Linked DNA regions of Mus musculus: regions 1 and 2 are each linked to region 3. Evidence: chromatin loops called from intact Hi-C (ENCODE). Cell type or tissue: heart. All regions are shown on one strand. Links, peaks and the distances in the headings refer to the core of each region. The heading gives the core; the rest is flanking DNA.

Region 1 (6,203 bases), core at 1-5,000, 60 kb before region 3:
CTTCTTCCCCCTCTTCCCCTTGTCCTCCTTCCCCCCCCCTCCACTATGTTCTCCTCCCTCTTTACCTAGCACACTCAAAATCCTTTGACTACAGAGCTTTTTAGGAGAGCTGCTTCTCAGAAATGGAGCCCTCATCCACTTAATCATCCACTCTGATTTTTATGGGCTACAAGGGTGTCCTGAGTACATGATGTTAGAGACACTGTCACCCCAGTCATTCTACAGTTGGAGTGCCCTCCAGTGTGGTCCTGGGATATGATGGCATGGCTGATACACAGGAGACCTGCCGTTGGCTACCAGGAAATGAAGCCTTGCTCTGGACAGTCTCCCGGTGCCTTCCAGTATCCAGAAAGGCTGGGACCAGAGTCCTGACATCCAGTAGCACGGTGTGATGGAGTCTAAATGTTCATCATGGCTCACGTCTAAGGCCTAGTGCAGTGTGTCCCAAGCTGGAGTCATCTGAAGGGGTGTGGATACACAGATTGCTGGACCCCAATCTCTAAGGATACTGGTTCCATGGTCCCAAGTGGACCTGAAAATGTGCCTATCAGGTTCCCAGGTGCTGCTGCTGAGCTAGGAGCTTACTGTGAGACAGATTGTCCTACACCAATTCCCTCCCATTCTACAGGTGGCGAGGTCACAGGGAGTCAGAGGTCAGCACCACCCAGAGAGAGGCCCAACCTTTTAAATTAAAGTCCCAGTGGTCAGGGATGAGCTGACAAAGATGAACTAACCTGAAACTCCTCCCCCGTGGAGGGCCATCTCCCCTCCTCTCCCCTGAGAGGGCATCTGTTTTGAATGTGGATTTGAATGATTCGGTCCCAAGCCTTGTCGCCCACCCCCAACCCCCACTGTGGGCTCTAGGCACCAGTTATCCTGAGTAAACACGGATACAGGAGCGCCTGGCCCAGAGGGAGACAGGCAGAGAACACAGGGGAAAGCTAGAGGGGTTAAATGCTTTACATTTGACTGGGAGGAGAGAGCAGGCAAGACTCTGGCCCCTTGAGAGGTTTGGAGGACCAAGGGATGAGGAGCCGTCTCAGAAGCTTTCTCGGATCATTTCCTGTCCTCAACAGGCAGGCTCCTTCCAGCCATACTTCCGAATTGAGCGTGAAGGTGGACTGTTTCTCTTCCCAAAGCTTGGGGGTGAGGATGGGGTGGGGCGTGGAAGGGGATGGAAGGAGGGACCAAGGATGGCTCTGGCAACTTCCTACAACAGTCAGGAGGGACCAGCAGGTGGGTGGGCGTGCCTTGGAGTTCTTGGGTCTGGGTTGGCTAGCCACACTGAGGAGAGTAGGGAGAAGTGAGGAGGCCATGATTGCTCAGGAGCTCAAGATGGCCTCTGAAGCTCTGCTGGTTTCAAAGGGCAGAGCCAAGTAGCCCAGACACACCCCTCTTCACCCTGTTCGCCCCACAGGAGAACCCTGAGACAACCCTTGGAAGTAATAGAGACATTACTGGTGACCCCTCTTTCCCACTCCCCCCCCTCACCCCACCCCCACCCCAAACCCCTCCGCAGCCATGAGGGCTGGGGAGCATTGTCTTTTTGCCTGTGACTCCTGAGAGCCCCTGAGGTCCCAATGCTTCCCATAAGACTTCTGCAGTCCCCAGGGGGCACTTTGGAGACAGCCTTTTCTCTCGTGTCCTCCACCCCAGCTCCTCTGTAGAATGGCTGACAGCTCAGTTTCTTCATCCGGGCGGAACATTTAGGCGAGGATTTTACCTTGATGGCGAGACCCTCCTCCATTTCATAGGTTCAGTGTAGAGTCAGCTGGCTGAGGTGGCCTCTCTTGGTGGTGCTGGATGTAATAACCCAAGGCAGATGGCTGCAGTTCTCTTCGGGGAGGGTGTTTGAGCTGGTGTGGATAGCTGGTTCCCTGGCAACCCCTTTCCGGGTGGCTTTAGCATCCTTAATGAGCTGCTCTCCACCCGTGGTTGACATGTGGTGGGGTGCTAGGTCTCTGGGTCCTCCTGGACTATCAGCCAGGTACTTTCCTGGCAAGAGGGATTCCTTCTCTAACCTTTACTTCCGGACTTTCAGATCCCATCCAGCTGCATTGTTAACGACCTAGGAGGGCCTCTTATAAAGGCTGTGCCTGCCCCAGACTGACTTGCTGGCTTGAGTGTGCTTGTGTACAAACACAGAGAGAGGTATGTTGAAAGCTCCTGATTCTGTTGTGTAGACACTGTACTGATCTGTGAGCCATCGAGTGGTGGAGGCTGCGGACGGGAGGCTTTCTGGAGTCTCTAAAGAGCTCTGGGCTGCAGAGATACCGTGCTGGTGCTTTCCCCGAAAGCAGAGCTGGGCGGGGAGGCGGTACAGGGAGTTTACGAGCTTACTGTTGCTGTCATTTTTTTCCTGAGGAGGAGGAAATCTGAGAAATCTAGTTCGTGTTCAAAAGCACTGAGATTCTGGAGTCCTGGGAGCTGTCTTTGAGGAAGCTGTGGGCTGAAGTTAATAAAAAAGTAATAAGCGATCTCTTTCATGTGTGTGGTATGGTTCACTGTTCTGAGGAGTTCTTTCCTCCTCTCAACCTGCATTTCAGAACATTGGGAAGGCAAAGAAAGAGTGGGGAGGGCCAAGAGGCCAGGGGTAGAGGTGCTACACACACCCCACTGCCTCTGGTTTGTCCCTCTCCTGGTCCCCTGTGGCTATGTAGTGAGTGTCTATTATCCCTGCAAAGAACCTTGTTTAAGACACAAGCAGGGAGAACACTCACGGTGACTTATGATTCTCATTTGTTTTAGGGTTGCTACTGTGGCTGGCTTTATTCTTGTTTGAAAAACATAAATACACATCTGTCAAGAACAGCGGGCAGGCAGAGGCCCAAGGGACCTTGAATTCTGACGGGGCGGTTAGGAGTGGGAATTGGGTTGGCAAAGCGCAGGCGGGAAGTGTGTGGGTTGTGGGACTGAGCGTGTTGCACACAAGACAGCTTCAGTGTGCCGTAGATCACAACAGCCAGAACCATTTGGGAATCTAGGAGTGCTGGGCTGGGTCAGGTCAGGGACCTGGTCGTCCTGAAAAGGGAGTGGGAGGGCCTTTTATGGACACCCAGGGCATCCTCACTGAAGGGCTGCAGCTGTAGTCAGTGGCTGGCCTGGAAGTTGCTTCAGGGGCCTCTCCTTAAAGCCCCGCTCACCCTCAGGAACAGCACAAACTGATGAATCTTTGGTGGGAGCTGCCTACTCTTACAGCCCTGCAGATTTACTATCCTTGGGCGGTGGTGGCTCATGCCTTTAATCCTAGCACTTGGGAGGCAGAGGCAGGTGAATTTCTGAGTTCGAGGCCAGCCTGGTCTACAAAGTGAGTTCCAGGACATCCAGGGCTACACAGAGAAACCCTGTCTCGAAAAAAAAAAAAAAAAAAGACTGGCCTTGCAGGGACCACCACCCAAGACACTCATCCAACAGAGTCTTCTAGCCCAGCTTCTTACAGATCTAGTCAACCCAGGGAGCTTTGGAGACATGGTCATGGTCACTGCCCTGGAAATTATGTCCCACGAGACACAAGCCATTTATTCTGTGTGTCTCTGTGAGGCTCAGACAGGTGACACAGATGTCAGAGGGACACTCAGAGGGCCTGGGTAGGATGGGGAGATGGGCATCATTGGATGAAACTAGGCCAAGGTTGTTGCCTTGAAAAGTCAACCAGGACTATCAGGGGCCAAGAAACCACCTCCTAGAGGGGCCCCTTGCCAAAAGGAAGATAGCTCAAGGGGGACAGAGTCCTAGCTCTGTACGGAAGCACTTTCTCCAATCTCAAGTATGTCACAGTCTGTCCCTCCGCTGGCTGTGTAACTGCAGTCAAGTTTTCTCCCTGCCTGCCAAGTTGTCTTCATTTCCTGCTAGGTCTGTGGCTCTGGACTCAGCCGTAGCTGGCTCAGGACTCTGCCTGTCACCATCTCTCCCTGTGGCTTCCTTTTTGGACACAATCACAAACAAGAGTCGGAAGGCTGGTGAGCACATGAGACCAGTCATACGCCCATCACCGTAAGGTCCTGATGGGCAGGCTCTAGAAGGAAGGCTGTGGGTCTCTAGCTGTGATGCTGACTGACCCCGGGCAGATCGCTTCCCTTCTCTGGTCATCCAACTCCTCATCAGTTGAAAGAGGCAGTGGCTGCCATTGTTCTTCATGATGTCCTGAGCGTGGTCTTTGAATCCAGTGCAGAGCTGTTAGGTGAGTGTGGGGAATGAGAGTGGCCATCTTGGAGCTAAAGGAGAATCCTTTGTTTACTCTACCGGGATCCCGCAAATCTGGGGCAACAAGGTTTCCTCGTACATAGCAGGAAGCCAAGAAGTCATTTTAATTCTCCATCTCCATCATAAAAAATGAAATTGCTGCTTAACCCAAGGGGGTGGTGGGAGGCTTAATGGTGTAACTGGCAGAGTAGTCAGGCTTTGAAGCCACTCCCTGGGATGTCTGCCTGGGCTTCTGGGTGGGGTGGGAACTGAGTGCTGGCCAGGAATTTTCCCTCGACCTGCACAGTCCTGGCTTCCCCCCGCCAAGGCTCTTGGGCTGCAAAGCTCTCCCTACGCCCTCTCCTGCTGAAGCTCTGAGTCCCGCTGTATGTGCAGAGCCTAGATCCTGACAGGCCCCTTCTGTGCTGTCCACCCTGGTTTGATGCCCTCTGCAGGCCAAGGCTTCCTCTGGAAGGACCTACCCAAGCTCCTCTTTTTCTCTGAGATGCCTATCCATTGCAGAATGTCCAGCAGAAGAGACTCAGTTCACGGGCAATCGATCCCTCTGGCAAAGAGCTGCAGGCATTAACAGCAAAAGGATTCAGCATGCCTTTATTATGGGGCTCGTCTCTGGAGGAAAGCAGGGTGCATTAGCAAATGTTGGTGCAGCAAAGCCTCCGCAGAAGGGAGTGCAGGTGATGCAGCCAGTCACCTCCCTTCATCTCTGGGAGATTTGTGCAGTCTTAAGGTTGTTCTGCAGAAGCAGTGAGCACAAGAACAATTGTGCTGGCAAGTAGTTATCCCAGCCTCCCCTGTGAACACCTGTGTGGCACTCAGCTAGTACGGCCCTGCGGGTCCAAGTTCCACCCACCTCAGAAGTTTGACTGTGCTTATCCCACGCTGGCACTGGGGCTGGTGCTGGGCTGTAGGGAAGCACTGAGATTCTGCTCTGGGGGTGGAAAAGCACTGTCTGAGATGTGGGAAAGCTGGAGCTGGCCCAGGGGTCTGGGGCTGTGGGGTTCTCTGACTCTTGGACATTCAGGCGCTGCTGGGAGTCAGGGAAGAGCTGAGAATGGAGTTGGGAGTCCGAGGGCTGAGGACAGCATGTATTGTGGCTGGAAGCACAGAGAGGCCTTCTACGGGAGAATTAAGCTGCGACTTGATAGTTGAAGCCTTCTTTATGGCTCACCACGCTGGATCTTGATGAAAGAGACAGTCCATGGTTCTAAAAATGTTTATTGGCTGTTCATGGTAGAAAATGGATGCACACTGTACCTTACCCACTTCTCAGGATGGACCCGAGATTAAATACCTTTTTCAGGGAGGAATGTCTGGGAAGGGAAACTTATTGGCTAAGCCCCCAGGGCCTCTAGGTACCTCATTAGCATGGAGAACTGTTTTAGGACTATGTGACCGTAGGGCACATTTCCTTATGTGAGAAGTGTGACTCGTATTCCAGGCCAGGAATCTGGCATGGAGTGGGTAGTGCCTAAGCCTCAGGTGTGTGCCCACAGAGTCTCTGGGTCTCAACCTGCTCTACCTTACCAAATTTCCTGGCATAGTTTTACCGTCCCACACAGCCCCTCCTGTGAAAACCTGTGTGGCACTCAGCTAACACAGCCCTACTGCACCTCATGTACCGAGGTGGTGATAGTGCAGGGGACAGGTAGGCTGGTTTTGACTTGGGTAGTTTGGACTTGTCACCTGCAAAAAATTAGGTTTGAAACTGGGGGAATGGTATCATGTACAAGTAAGTTTGTCTATAAGTACTAGAGAAATCCTAAGGAACAAATGTTTTAAAATGAAACACAAGACTATTTATTCCTATAGAAATATCAGAAGACAGACCAAGACTTTGTCCCCTCAGGCAGGGACACACAGCTGCCGTTTGTCTTCTCTCTTTTCTAAATAGGACTTCATCCCCACCATTACTTTAGGATCCAAATGGCTACTCCAGTTTTGTTTTGTTTTTTGTTTTGTTTGGTTTGGTTTTTTGGTTTTTTCCAGACAGGGTTTCTCTG
Region 2 (6,203 bases), core at 1-5,000, 51 kb before region 3:
ATCACACACAGAACATTTATCTTTCAGCAAGACGCTTCCTGAGGAAACACAGTGAAATGCTTTGGAATGAGAGACTGCTGTGTCAGTGAGGGTACGCTGTATGGAACCTCAAGGTAAGCCTCATGGGGGACCAGGCTGGGCCAGGCCTCTGCTGAGATCCCAGCTACCACATGGGCACCCCAGGCCCTACCCTTCTGCTGCAGACCTTCCAGGTCTATATCACCCTTTGGACCATCAAAGGTCCAAGCTTTCTGTAGCTGCCCAAGTTCAGGAGGGAGTGATCGTGGCAGCAAGTTCCCCCCATCCAGGAGGCACAGTCTTTCCTAGGTCTGTTGGCCAGTGTGGGGCGGGATTGTGCAGGGATACCCACATTTGGTGCTGTCTGTGGTACATCTCCTGCCTTCGCAGGAGCCTGAAGTAGGTAGGGGAATGCTAGTCCTCTTCTGGTTTGAAATGGAAACGTCTCTTCTCTAAAATGCTTGTCACAACCCTTTTATGTCTTTGTTCTTGTCTGGCCTTTGGACTCTAGAGGACAGCAGAGGTCCCAGACATTCTCTTAAGAAGCTCACAATGTCTTCTGGGAAAAGCACTTATTAAAGAGTCATGAGCTTCTCTCATAAAAGTCACACAGTAGACACCTACCCTGAGGGCCCCCTGGGCATCTTACGCTCATCACAATGAACACTGCTTCCCCTTGCTCCCAGGCTTTCTTCCACTGGGTGTCCAAATTATCCACACCTCCCCTACATCTGTCTGGTTGGCTGCTGTAACAAAATCCTCCTGAATGCAATTGTTAAACAACACATACTCATTGCCTACTATTCTAGGTCTGAAAGTTCAAGATCAACGTGTTAGCAGGTTGGCTGTCTGGCAAGGGGATTGGCTCCACACTCATAACCTGACACCTCCTAAAGCCCCACTTGATCCTAGCATGAGAGTAATGAGTGTTAGGTTTAACACACAAACTTTGGATTGGCACACATATTCAGGCCAGAGCTTGTGACCTGGTCACAGTCTGGACATATTAGCCAGCTCTCCACCATTAGAACAAAATCAGACAGGGAACTTTAAAAAGGAGAGAGGCTGCTTTGGCTCATGGTTTTGAAGTTCCATTGAATAAATGAGTGGCCTCATTGTTTAGGGTCTCTGATGGAGGCACTGGATTGGAATAGTGGGGAGCACTGAGCATAGCAAACTCCTTACATTATGAGCCAGGAAGCAAACAGCAAGACGGGAAATGGAAGATGCGGAGGTCCCATAATCCCCCCGTAAGGCACACACCCAGCGACCTAATGGTGTTCTGTTAGGCCTCACTTCCTAAAGGTTTCACCACCCCTCAATAGTGTCACCTTAAGGACAATCTTTGAACACCTGGGCCTTTGGAGACACTATACAAGTCCCCTGACCAGGCAATTTTCTGATGTTCCAGAAATGTTCTTTGTGAAAAAGCTGTTTCATTTGATACAGTTAAACTGTATCATGCATCCGACCATCCACTCATCCCATCCCACCATCCACCCATCCTACCACCCACTCATCCCATCCCACCATCCACCCATCCTAACACCCACCCATCCCATCCCACCACCCACCCATCCCACTATCCCAGATCCCTTTGAAGCTGTGTATCGTGACATGAAGAGGACTCAAGCTGTGTCTACAGGGACAGTAGCCTTTATGACTACCCCCCATACCTGCCAACAGGAGGCAGGTTAGGCTGGGCTGAAGTAGGGAGCTCTCATAAGACTTTCGATCACATTTCACCCCACACAGCAAACATCTGAACCATCCACAAGAAGAAACCCAGGCCACAACATAATGGTTGGCATAAAAAGCAGAGATCTGGGATGTGGTAAAAATCAGGCAAAATGAGCTCAGCAGGCACAATATATTTTTAGAAACTGGAGGAGCTTGAAGGACAACTAATATGTGTTCAGTAGGGAGAATAAAAGCAGTTGCACTCTCCATGGCCAGACCGCACACATTACCAGGAGTTTCTACGGCGTCTACATCACAGCAGAAGCAGTGTTAGGAGAGATGTGGCTTACACATGGCCACAGAACTGAACTCAGTCCGTCCGATGCCAGTTTCTGTCTGGGGAGGATTCCTTATTTCTATCAGCTTCCTTTTAACCAAGACAGCTAGAGTGTTCACAAACCAGTGGGCGTAGCCATTGGACAGTGTAGACTTAGCACTTACAGGGTAAGATAAGCCGTTACATGGTTTGTTAGCATTCTGGGAACCAACCATTGGGACTTTCTATCAGCTACATCTCAAGATACGTGTTGAGATCTCGGAATGAAGAAAAGAAATGAAAGAGGAGGACGTGACTGCTCCTAGGTGGAGAAGAAAGCTTATTGTAGATATGAGGGAGAGCATAGCAGAAGGCAGAGACAGAGGCGTCTGAAGCCAGAGTGAACATCACCCTGAGCCTGCTGTGTGAGGAGGAAGGGGAGGGAAGGGGAGGCCAGGAGACTAAGAAGGAGGAAGGGTAAAAAAAAAAAGGCTAAGAAAAAAAGGGGGTGCAAGTAGCCAAAATGGCTGGATTACATAGGGCAGGGCAACCCAGCCATTCAGGTTAGGGGTCAGGGTATGCCAGCCAGGAAGACCCTGTAATAGGTAGAGACTGGTGGATGCTGGGAAAATCTGGCAGCCAGGTCTGCTTGATATGGTAAATAGACATCTCAGCTGTTTCTCCTGGGTTTGGGACCTAACAATCTACTTCCTGTTTATCTTCCCACAAACATATGTGGCTCTGGAACTGGACCAGGCTGGAAGTCTGATGGTTGACGTTGCCATCCGTCCTGGTCTTGTAGGAAGGAGTGAGTGGTATGACCTTGTCAAAATCACACTTCTCACAACAGTTAGTACTACAAGAGCCTGGCATTCAGATGTATGCCCAAGTGCTCACAGTGTTGCTGCCTGTGAGCATAAGAGCTTGAAGGCGGCCACGGGGAGGGGAGTAGAACACAGTGCCCCTGTGTGCATCCAAGCAGACTCCAGCGACACTCACCTCAGGGTGTGCCCAGCCCTGCTCATCTCATGCCCTAATCCAGGGTTGCTGTGAATGCCCAGTGGTGCACTGCAGGAGTAACATGTCATTCCTGGGTTTAGGTTTCACAGAGACAGGGGCTTCCTCTTTCATTTTATTCTCCATCTCCCTCCCTCATCCCTTGCTCTGGGGGAACTGTCTTTGAGCAGCCCTGAAGGGGTCTGCACGCTGCAGAACTTAGGTAACTGCCCAGAGCTGTGCAAGGGAGCCATCTTATCTGATACACCAATCTTTAGCCCCCAGGGAAGCCTCAGATGACCGCAGTCCCTGCTCACAGCTTAGCTACGATGTCACCAGAGGCCCTGACCAGAACGACCAGCACAAGCTGGTCCAGGATTCCCAATTTCAGAAGGTGGATGAGATAAGGGACTTTTCATCTGTTCATTTTTTATTTTTGTACACACCACTAAATATGGAGACAGGAGGGGAATTTGTTACACAGCAATAGATGACCAATATGTCTCAGGCTATAAATTATGCAGTAGTGGAAGCAGTGGAATAAGTCTGTGTGTGCTGATAAGGAACAGGTACTAAAATGTGTTGCTAAGAGAAAATAAATACAAACTGCAGGAAAACACAGATATCTTTTAATAATCTAAAACCCCATTACTGGCAGAGAGAGGTGTCTCAGTGGTTAAAAACACTTACTGCTTTTCCAGAAGACATGGATTCCATTTCTAGCTAACTGCCACCTGTAACTCCAGTTCCAGGGCATCCGACACCTTCAGGCAGGCACCAAACATGCACATGGTACACAGATATACATGCAGGCAAGACTCTTCTGCACATAAAATAAGCCTTAAAAATGTTTAATAAGTCTTAAAAAAAAACCACTGCTTACTGTATTCATGTATTTACATGCACGAATCTACCTGTGGTAAATAGCTCATTTTGTAGTGACTGTTGTGGTATGCGATTAATCCACTCTATATTTTCTGGCGGGTGTGCACACTTCTCCCTACCACCCCAGTGTTCTGGATCCCCAAAAAGAAAAACACACATACACAGCCTTATATTTTAAATGCCTTAAACAGCTCAATGACTTGGCCTCTCCCTAACTCCATGTGGCTTACACCCACTCTCCTCTGATATTTCTGAGTTAATACATACTAAATCTACATTTCATCTTTGCTGCCCTGGACCCTGCTTGTTGAGGTTCCCTGTTTCATGTGCTTCCTCGAGGTAAACTCGATATGGAGTTTATGGAGAGCCATCTTTGTCTATGTGGCTTCGAGGAGGTTGTCATCCACTCTGGGGTTGGACCCTGCTGGGCAGTCCTCCTGGGGCCATCCCCGCTCCCTCCCTACATGTCCTCTGTCTCTCCCTCCTGCAACTTCCCTGCGTGGTTCGTCTCCTATGCCCTCATCATAGAACAATCCCCTCTCCATCCTTCTTCAGTCCCTTCCTAGGGATCCTAGAAGTCCCGCCTCTGTCTCCTTGTCCAGCCATTGGCTGCTGGTAACTTTACTGAGCAGTCAAAACCCAACTGGGGACAGGCTTCCTTTAGTCCTATGTGGGGGACACCGTAGACAGGTTTTTGGGGTAACATAATTAGCAGAAGAACACAAGCCGCCACTACATGTACCAACTGTTAACATTAGTGCTTCTCTCAGCAAGAGAAAAAGAATGCAAAGGGGAATTTTTAATTTCTGTTCACTATACTATAGAGATGATATATACATAATGAAAACTTGTGTTGTGATGACGTCATGTAATTTTTATGCAACAGAAACGTTCTTAAAGCAACGAGGTTAGGGTACATGATCACTGGAATCTCTTTGAACTTTGATGTCTTATTGGTCTATTAAGATGGTCATGTGACCACAAAGGAAAGGAATGAAATCACATTCATCACGCTATGGACAAAAGGAGGTTTGGTGAAGCAGGCTTTGACAGTGATGCAGGAGGTGTGGGGTGGGGAATGGATCCCCTCATACCTGCTGCTGAGGAGCGACTGGAGAATCATTTAGGGGAGCTGTCTGGGCTGAGGATAGGGTAGTGACCTAAAATGAAACCTAATATCTCCACTTCCACTTGGCCATGGGCTACCTCCACTCAAAGGCATTCACTTTTAAATATAAGAATGTACTAGAAAAAAAATAAAGCTATGTTTATTAAGGGAAAACCTGTGTTGTAAGACTTACTATGCTGTACTCAAGATAGCATGACCCAGACTTTCAAGAACAAAATCTCTGAAATATCCTATGTATCCATAGATAACTAAGTTAATGTATTTTCATTCCACAAAATATCCCAAAACTACTAAAATATTCAAGCTACACTTAGCAAGTCATGAACAATGTAGAGAAACAGTTTAAGATTTTTTTAAAGAAAAAACGCTTATTGCTTAATGTCACATATTACTTGACATCATCAACAGACACTGTCCCGTTTTCTAATGTTTCTAGGGATGGAAAAGACTGGAGAAAGGGAAAAGCATAATATTGAGGGATTAATTATGAGGGGGCCTAGCCTTTAGCCATGCTGCTGTGATCTGGCGAGATACTGACAAAGCAGCAGTGAGCTGGATGTAAGAAATGTATACACTATTCATGAGTCATCAAAAATTAATTTAGGAAGAGCTGCTTCCCCATTCTAAGAGACACATGACAGAATGAGTGGACACATGGGGATTTTAAGAGCTGCCCCTCTCAACTCTGGGTGGCTGAGCATCAGCTTCAGAATGGCCTTAGAAAGTAACAGCTGGTCCCACCACAGCAGGGTGGGGTGTGTGTGTGTGTGTGTGTGTGTGTGTGTGTGTGTGTTCTGGTACAACTAGCACTGGCTCTGTTCCTGGCCCTGGTGACTTGGCTGACCAGGAAGTTCCAGTGAGCAATCATGGCTGAGGAGCCCTGATGGAGGATGGCAGCACTGAGAGACTCTTGTGATGGAGGGACACAAAGCACCCTAATGATGTGGTACCCTGGACTGGATGCTAGAGCAGAGGAGGGATGCTAGTGATGTCCATGTGCAGTCTGTAAGCACCCTAATTGTGATACCTGAATTGTGTGCTGAGCAGCAGAGGGATGCTAGTGCCCCTACGTCCATATGAAGTCTCTAAGCAGCCTGAGTGTATCCCTGTCCACCTCCTGACTTGCTGGGTGTATGGTCACTGGAGAAGGGAACATGGGAAGGAGGCTGGGTGAGAAGA
Region 3 (7,679 bases), core at 2,657-7,656:
TTTGAGGGGCCAAAATGTATATGGACACCTTTGTTATTGATAGTCAGGCAAATTGAAACACAAATTAGAAACCATCTCTACCCATTCCAGCACTAAGAAGATGCCAGGATAGTGCCTGCCCTGGTGTGGTTGGGACGTTCTTGTGGGCAACTGGTGGCAGTAAAGAGTATCCAATCAGATCCAGCATGCCAAAAAGTTTCCAGGGGCTCAAGGGATGACTCAGTGGTTAAGAGTGCTTGCAGCACATTTAGATGTTGTGGACTCAGTTCCCAGTGCCCATGTCAGGTGCCTTGCAACTGCTTGTCACTCCAGTTTCTAGGGATCTGATGCCCTCTTCTGGCCCCCAAAGGGACTTGCTTGCTCATGCTCAGGCAATACACACACACACACACACACACACACACACACACACACACAATCTTAAAAAAATTCCAACCAGGCAGATGGCTCTGTTTTCCTTCCCAACAAGGTGGCTACAGAGAGGATCAGGGACTTCCATATCAGAAGCTAACAGGGAAGTTTTGTTTTTGAGTTTGTTTCGGGCTGCTGGGGGGGGGGGGGTCCTTCCTGGTTGGTGCAATCTTCACTTGCCTGGCCATCCAATTATTGATTACCCAGCAAAGCTCCAGAGCTTGCTAGGGACAACTTCTGCCCTACCGGAATGACGTTTCTTGCATTCTTTAGCTAGTTTCTTGGGATTAAAGCACTACCCAATGAAGGAAGGCTGCTAAGACTTAGGAAGTTAATGAGGCAAGGCTTGGGATGCTTACAAGATGTACACACCCCCTTCTAAGGTTATAAGTGGCAAACAATTGCAGGAGAGCAGGTGTCACCCTTCAGTGGAGCTGCCTACAAGGTGGCCAGGGAATACCAGGGATGTAGCTTTTGTCAGTTGTCATCCTTGCTAGGATGTGCCTTTGAGTGATACCACAATCTTTGTATCACCTATCAAACTAATTTTTTTTTAAATCTGCCAGTTGGTGCCTGCATTTGAGGGTGCAGTAAAGAAACCACCAACCAAAATGACTGCTTTGCGGTTAGAGAGAAGGTAGGGTTTTTTGTTTGTTTGTTTGTTTTTGTTTTGTTTTATTGTGGATAAGAGAGAAAAAAACATCCAAAGGCATCTGGAAGAGTCCAGAGCAGAGAGAAAAGGAAGCAGACATGCCCAGCCCTAGGGAAGCAGGGGTGGAGTGGGGGAGGTGGGGGTGGATGGTTATAAAGAGGATGAGTAGCTGTGGGGAGGGACTGGATAGTTAGGGTAGAGGAGATACAGAATGGGTGCTTTTGAATAGGGACTGAGGGAACCTGCAGGCCAGCATGAGCTTTGATATACAAACCACAGGGATGTGTCAATGGAGAGTCATGTGTCCCTTTCTGGCAGGCAGGAACCCATTTCACACATTCCTGGAGGATGCTGGTTGTAGACAATAAGGGGAGGTTCTGTCACTAAGGTCTCGTTTCCCAATTGGTTCTTGACTTGTCAATAAAGAAGGCTGGTGTGTGTGTGTGTGTGTGTGTGTGTGTGTGTGTGTGTACAATTGCTAGACAGAAGGTTCAAGTGGGACTTCCAGGTCCCAAGAGGAAAAGGTGATGCAGGGAAAGAGAGGGGGACTTTTCTATCATGCTTTAGAACAAGAAGAAAGCAGCAGTCATGTCAGGTCTTGGGGCAGCTAGGGCCTGCAGCCTCCGCTATGGGTGTTGAATGTGTGGGGTGGGGTCTAGCTGATGCAAGCCACTAAGTTTAGGGCAGAGGGAGAGACAGAGATAATAAATTGATAAGGGCACAAATTTTCGGGCAGGAGGTATCTGCGCCCAGCAATTGTGCCTAGAGGCAAGTTCTAAAGGTAACACAGTGTGTGTGTGTGTGTGTGTGTGTGTGTGTGTGTGTGTGTGTGTGTGTATCTTTTATCTGAGGATTCAAGGGTCTCAGGAGTGAACTGGTAACATGACCCCTCCAGGAACAAAGGTGGGTAGGAAAGAGTGCTGATGGCACTGATCCTGGAGCTAAGCCAGAAAGAGGCAAGAGGGAGCAGGGAAGGACTGGTAGCGAGATGGTCATGTTCCCGGCAAAGGAGGTGGCATGTTTTTTGTATTTTTGTTTTTAAGATTTTTAAAGATTTTATTTATTTTATGTATATGAGCATTCTGTAGCTGTCTTCAGACACACCAGAAAAGGGCATCAGATCCCATTACAGATGGTTGTGAGCCACCATGTGGTTGCTGAGAATTGAACTCAGGACCTCAGGAAGAGGAGTCAATGCTCTTAACCACTGAGTCACCTCTCCAGCCCGAGGTTGAGTGCTTTTAAAACTGCATGCAACAATAGACATTTTTAGCAATACTTCTGTGTTAGAGTTTCTGTGGCTGTGAAGAGTCACCACGACTATGGCAACTCTTATAAAGGAAACCATTTAATTGGGGCTGGCTTACAGTTTAGCGGTTTAGTCCATTATCCTCATGGTGGGAAACACAGTGGTACACAAGCAGACGTGGTGCTGGAGAAGGAGATAGACGTCTACATCTGGATCTGCAGGCAGCAGGAAGCCAAAGTGACTTGAACATAGGAGACCCCCCCAAAGCCCGCCCCCACAGTGACACACTTCCTCCCACAAGGCCACACCTCCTAATAGTGCCACTTCCTATGGGCCAAGCATTCAAATACACGTCTATGGGGGCCATTCCTATTCAAATCACCACACCATCTATAGTCCAGCTTGAGTTGAGACACTCATTTCTGGACATATACACACTTCCTGAGACCTAACAGTACCCTATCTGGGGTAAATACACATTTGTTCATGTCTCCAGGAAAAGGTCATGCAAGAGTCGACAAGTTTAAAAATAACTTAAAATCCCAGTTCTATGAAACTAATACGATAGAAGCTTGAAAACATGAACTAGCCATACGTTTGATCTAGAAAGTGCTTGTCTCTAGAGACAGAGTGGAAAGAGCTGAAGAAGAGGACATACAGGTGCCAACCTAATCTGCTGCTTTGCTTTAAAAAAATAAATTCTAAATAAGCTATAATTTTTATTCTTCTAGATAGTGGTATTGCTTTTATTTTACTTTCTTTGTAATTTTCTAGAATCCTTAAATAAAAATTTGAGAAACTGTTAAAATTTTTTAAGAAATTGTGAATCCTGAGATGTGTGAGCGAAAAACCAGCTCCACAATTTTGAGCTAAATTTGAAGCAAGTTTTAAAGTCCAGATTTGAAGCTTGTCCACTCTGGATGGATTCTAATCAGGTCCACTCCTGGAATCCCAGTGAGGGCAATGAATCACATGTTACAAGGCGTTAAAGGCCACAGTATTTCCAAAAACTACCACTCCCAGCATTCCAGGAAGTTCCCTGGTCCTTGGGCAGATAGGGCTTACAGGCTGACTGGCTTTTATATAATATGGGCTGGTGAGATGACTAGTGGTCAAGGTGCTTGCAGCCAAGACTGATAACCTGCGTTCAAGCCCTGGGACCTACAGGGTAGAAGGAGAAAACCAACCCCTGAGAGCTGTCCTCTGATTTCCACATGCGTGAATATTGAAAGCACCCGTGTATATACATGCAAATAAATGTAAAACAAAGCAATACTCTCATTGCAGAAACTTGTAAAATACAGAAAGACACAAAGACAGAAATTAAAAGTCCCTGTGGCTATTGTAGTACCTTTTCCAGTCTGATGGAATGACACACTGAAAAAGTTAAGGACCCTACACACCGTCAAATTTTTGTGTTCTGCCTTTGTGGCTCAATAAAATGTTCTAGTTTTCCATCCACAAAATGGTTTTGAGCAGCTTCCTTGTTATTAGCGGCATCGCTATCCATCCTGTGGTGATGTCACTATTGGTCTTGAAGGTTTTCTGTTTTTATTGTTAGTCACAACACATATATTTTTTATTTTCTGCTTGGGAAGCTGTCCTTGAGTTCGGGGTCACAAAACAAGTGTCCCTGTGCTATCCACTGGGTCTGCAATGAGGGAAACACACTCTCGAGGGTAGAGGGCTTAGGGACCACTGATTTTCTATAACCTAGAAGGCCCTAGTGATACCATCCATGGTTAGGCTGCAGGCCTCCCACAGCCTTTATGCATTTGGGGCAGACAAGCCTATGTGACGTTGGGACAAGGACGTTGGGGCAGTTGGACACACAGGACTGGTCTGGATGGAAGACACAGCATTGCTCTAAGTGTGAACTGCTGTGCTATGTTGAAGGCTTGGTCTCGGGTCTGTGGTGCTGCTGTAAGAGACTGCTGAGACTTCGGAGGTGTGGCCTAGTGGGAAGAAGTTGGGTTATATAGGAGGTATGTCCCATAAAGGGGACATGAGAGCACTCAACCCATCTTTCCTTTCATTGCTTCCCTGTGGCTATGAGCATACCAGGCGTGCTATGCTAGGTCCTGCCCCCATGGACGAGCCCTAGAACCCCAAAGCAACAGGATCAACAGATTTGGACTAGAGACTTTGAAATATAAGCGCCAAATAAACAACTTTTCCTCCTCATCCTCGTCTTCCTCCTCCTCTTCTTTTCCTTCTTCATCTTTTTTCATCTTCTTCATCCTCCTCCTCTTCCTCTTCTTCTCCCCCTCCCTTCCTCTTCCTCTCCCTCCTCCTCCCTCCTCCCCCTCCTCGCCCCGCCACCTCTTCTTCTTCTTATTTTTTTGCACATTGCTTTTCTCAAGATGTGTCCCCCCCCCACCCTCTGTGGCAGGTTAAGTTAAGAAGGCAGCTGCAGGAGGCCTGTGGAGGGAGCTGTCGTCTGTGCAGTGGGGTAGCTGGGAAGCTTGAAGAGGTCACTGGCACTTGGGAGAAGTGTCCTTGTTGAGTCGGCTTCCCTTCATTTTGTTTTTATTACCATCTTTATTGAGGTCTGTTTCACAGATCATAAAACCCAGCTATTTAAAGTGTATAATTCAGTGGTTTTAGTAACTTTGCGGGGTGGCGGACGCCCCCTGCACCACAGAATTTTAGAGCTTCAGGGTGACCCACAGGCACATTTTCCAGTTGCCTGCCCCACCCCCACACCCTTCCCTAGGTGCCCACTTACTGGCTCTTCAATTACAGGACTGTAGGTTACATTCTAAAGGCTGCAGACCTCAGATCACCAGAACAGCAGGAAAATTGCAAGGCCTGGGTTTGTTTCCTAGTAATAGAGTTTGCTATCCCAAAGGCTGAACAGCCAGGGGCTCTGCACCTATTAGGTACACAGGGGCTCTGTACCTATTAAGTACAAAGGGGCTCTGCACCTTTTAGGTATACAGGGGCTCTGCACCTATTAGGGACACAACTTCTACCTGTGTCAGGCAAAGCATTTCTTTCCTTTGTCTCTTGATGGATGCATTCCTGAGTTCCTCCAGCCTCATCTAACTGGATGCAACTGCTGATACTGGCTTTGTGGCACATGCCTTTAATCCCAGCACTCAGGAGGCAGAGAGGCAGGTGGATTTCTGATTTCGAGGTCAGCCTGGTCTACAAAGTGAGTTCCAGGACAGCCAGGGCTACACAGAGAAACCCTGTCTCGAAAAACCAAAAAAAAAAAAAAAAAAAAAAAAAAAAAAAAAAAAAAAAAAGAAAAAAGAAAAAAAGAAAAGAAAAACACTAGCTGTTGGTTCTCTGCCTGGGTTCGGAGCTGCAGAGGGTATGGTGTGACTTTGTTACTTCTGTGATTTCTGCCCAATTTAGTCCTCATTTTCATGTTCAAAATGAGGGAAACATGGCGAAGGTGCGTCTGTAGGTGTGGTTATAGGTATGTAGGTGTGGCTGTAGGTTTGTCTGGGTGGCAGAGCACGTGCTATCGATGTTTGAGGCCCTGGGATCAAGGCCTAGAATACACTGAAAGAGGCATGAGCAGATCACATGCTTAGCCTGTCAGCATTTATGCACTCGGGCAGGAGATGCTGTATATTGGATTCTTCAAGATAATATATTTATAAACACACACACACACACACACACACACACACACACACACACACACACACACACACACTTTCAAATAACACAAGGCCAGTGCAGAAAAACTGCACAAAACTCAGAGTCAGCTCCGAGGCCTCCCATGCGTAGCCCTTGCTACAACCCAGGAGGCAGGCTTCCTGTCTTCCCACCTTATAGTGTTACTTTTGCAGGATTCTGGTGGCAGAGAAGGCATTTTGGAGCCACGGGGTGCCGCCTGGCTCTTACTGACCTGGGCTGCCACTCTGGCGTAACCCGGCTGCTTCTGGGCTTTAGACCCAGCTGTTTAACCTGCTCTCTAATTTCCCTCTGACCACGGGCCAGGCTTGGCCTCTAGGATGGTCCTTCTGTCTGCCACATCATCTGCTGCGTGACGGCAGGGCCAGCCTAGAGCGATTAACAGCGAGAGCCACTCCGGAGCGTCTGGGTAGCAGGTTGTGGCACGTCTCAGGGTAATTGAATTTTGTACAGAAGCTATCTCGTTAATCATAAATTAATGACTCTTCCAACTGAGGCAATTAAGAAGACCTAGGATTAAAAAGAGCCATATATTCATTTCACATCTGTCTAATTACCCTGAAGTTCACGGAGCCTAGGAGAATGGGAAAAATAGGTTCCATTCTTCTCCGTTGTACTCGACAGTTTTCTCTAGGGCTGGCTCCGCCCCAAAGGGGGAATTGGCTTCTGAAAGTGCAAATGCCTCTTTGTGACCTGCTAGGCTAGCATAAAGAGGAAGAGTCCGGACTTGGTGGGGAAAGCTTGGGGACCGGAAATGGAAACAACCTGAGTTGTCTGTCCGGTCCTGAGAGCCAACCTTTTGTTAGCGTCAAGGATCAGAAGCTTGGCGATGGGAGGAAGCTTCTAGGCTTTTCCACGGAGCCTGGAGGGACCATCTGAGCCAACGTGTGAGAACAGTGAAGTGAATAGAATGTCGCAGGCTTCTCGCGCCTCCGGGTACCTTGTCAGGGCGCCTATATACTCTTCCTCACTCTGGGAATTATACATGGTCAGTCACATTTTGAATATGAAAGAAATTTCCTTGACCTAACATACACTACACATAAAATAAGAACAAAGGGAATGAGTATTTTATTTGCACAAAACCTTAATTAAAGCAACTGTCTTAGATTTCCCAGTCATGTCTAAAAATAGTGTGCTACATCAAGGGCCTCTAAGGAAGAGAGGGAGGGGTTTGATAAATCCGAATAGAACGTTTAGATGTTCTCTCCAGAAAATGACAGCAACTTTAGAGACTGGGTAAGACTTGTAAGTCAAACCAAATATACTGGAGGCCCTGTAAAATTTCAATTAAGCAATAAAGGAGAAGAGGTGGTAGGGATGGGGGCTGGGTAGCAGGGAGAGAGAAGGGATGGGGGTGGGGAGGAGAGGAAGAGAGAAGATAAGAAAAAGGAGAAGGGATTTCAAAATAAAAGAGCTTTAAAGCCATTGCTCCACAGCAGGCTTTTGGATGGGGCATCTCTTGACTAACATGTCTGTCCTGTCCCACATGCCTGTCTTGTCCCACATGCCTGTCCTGTACCACATGCCTGTCCTGTCCCACATGCCTGTCCTGTCCCACATGGAAGGAAGGGCTCTTCAGTTTTCTGTATCTCCCAGTCAGGCTGAACTTGCCATCCTAATCGTCATACTGTGGTCTGGGCTTCTCTGTGCCTTTATATGCTGGTCTGTCAGTGTTCACTGCCCCACGACAGAAGGTGGAGGAGTGCATGAGCC

The links. Peaks named below come from ENCODE experiments on the same cell type or tissue, not always from the same donor. Only the 100,000 strongest peaks of a DNase experiment are listed, where the experiment ranks them.
Region 1: it touches region 3 in a loop (3-fold over the local background); 8 of 42 quality-filtered maps call a loop at or near these places.
Region 2: it touches region 3 in a loop (2.0-fold over the local background); 8 of 42 quality-filtered maps call a loop at or near these places.

Annotation. Positions count from the first base shown.
Region 1 is chr16:30,931,276-30,937,478 of GRCm38, reverse strand. The region is part of intron 1 of Gm46565 (a long non-coding RNA gene); the gene reads left to right. Among named protein-coding and RNA genes, the nearest start is that of Gm46565, 18 kb to the left of the region's middle. In heart, for the core only: a CTCF peak has its summit at 4,613 (motif pointing left); DNase peaks (open chromatin) are centred at 2,058, 3,928 and 4,488; H3K27ac peaks cover 1,388 bases.
Region 2 is chr16:30,922,271-30,928,473 of GRCm38, reverse strand. Gm46565 (a long non-coding RNA gene) reads left to right here. Exons shown (of 3, transcript XR_001781996.1): 2 at 28-113. Among named protein-coding and RNA genes, the nearest start is that of Gm46565, 27 kb to the left of the region's middle. In heart, for the core only: no CTCF peak of the experiment used is centred there; a DNase peak (open chromatin) is centred at 2,743.
Region 3 is chr16:30,872,719-30,880,397 of GRCm38, reverse strand. No RefSeq gene overlaps it. Among named protein-coding and RNA genes, the nearest start is that of Gm25375, 13 kb to the left of the region's middle. RefSeq lists an enhancer at 5,082-7,679. In heart, for the core only: a CTCF peak has its summit at 4,743 (motif pointing right); a DNase peak (open chromatin) is centred at 6,727; H3K4me3 peaks cover 720 bases; H3K27ac peaks cover 1,347 bases.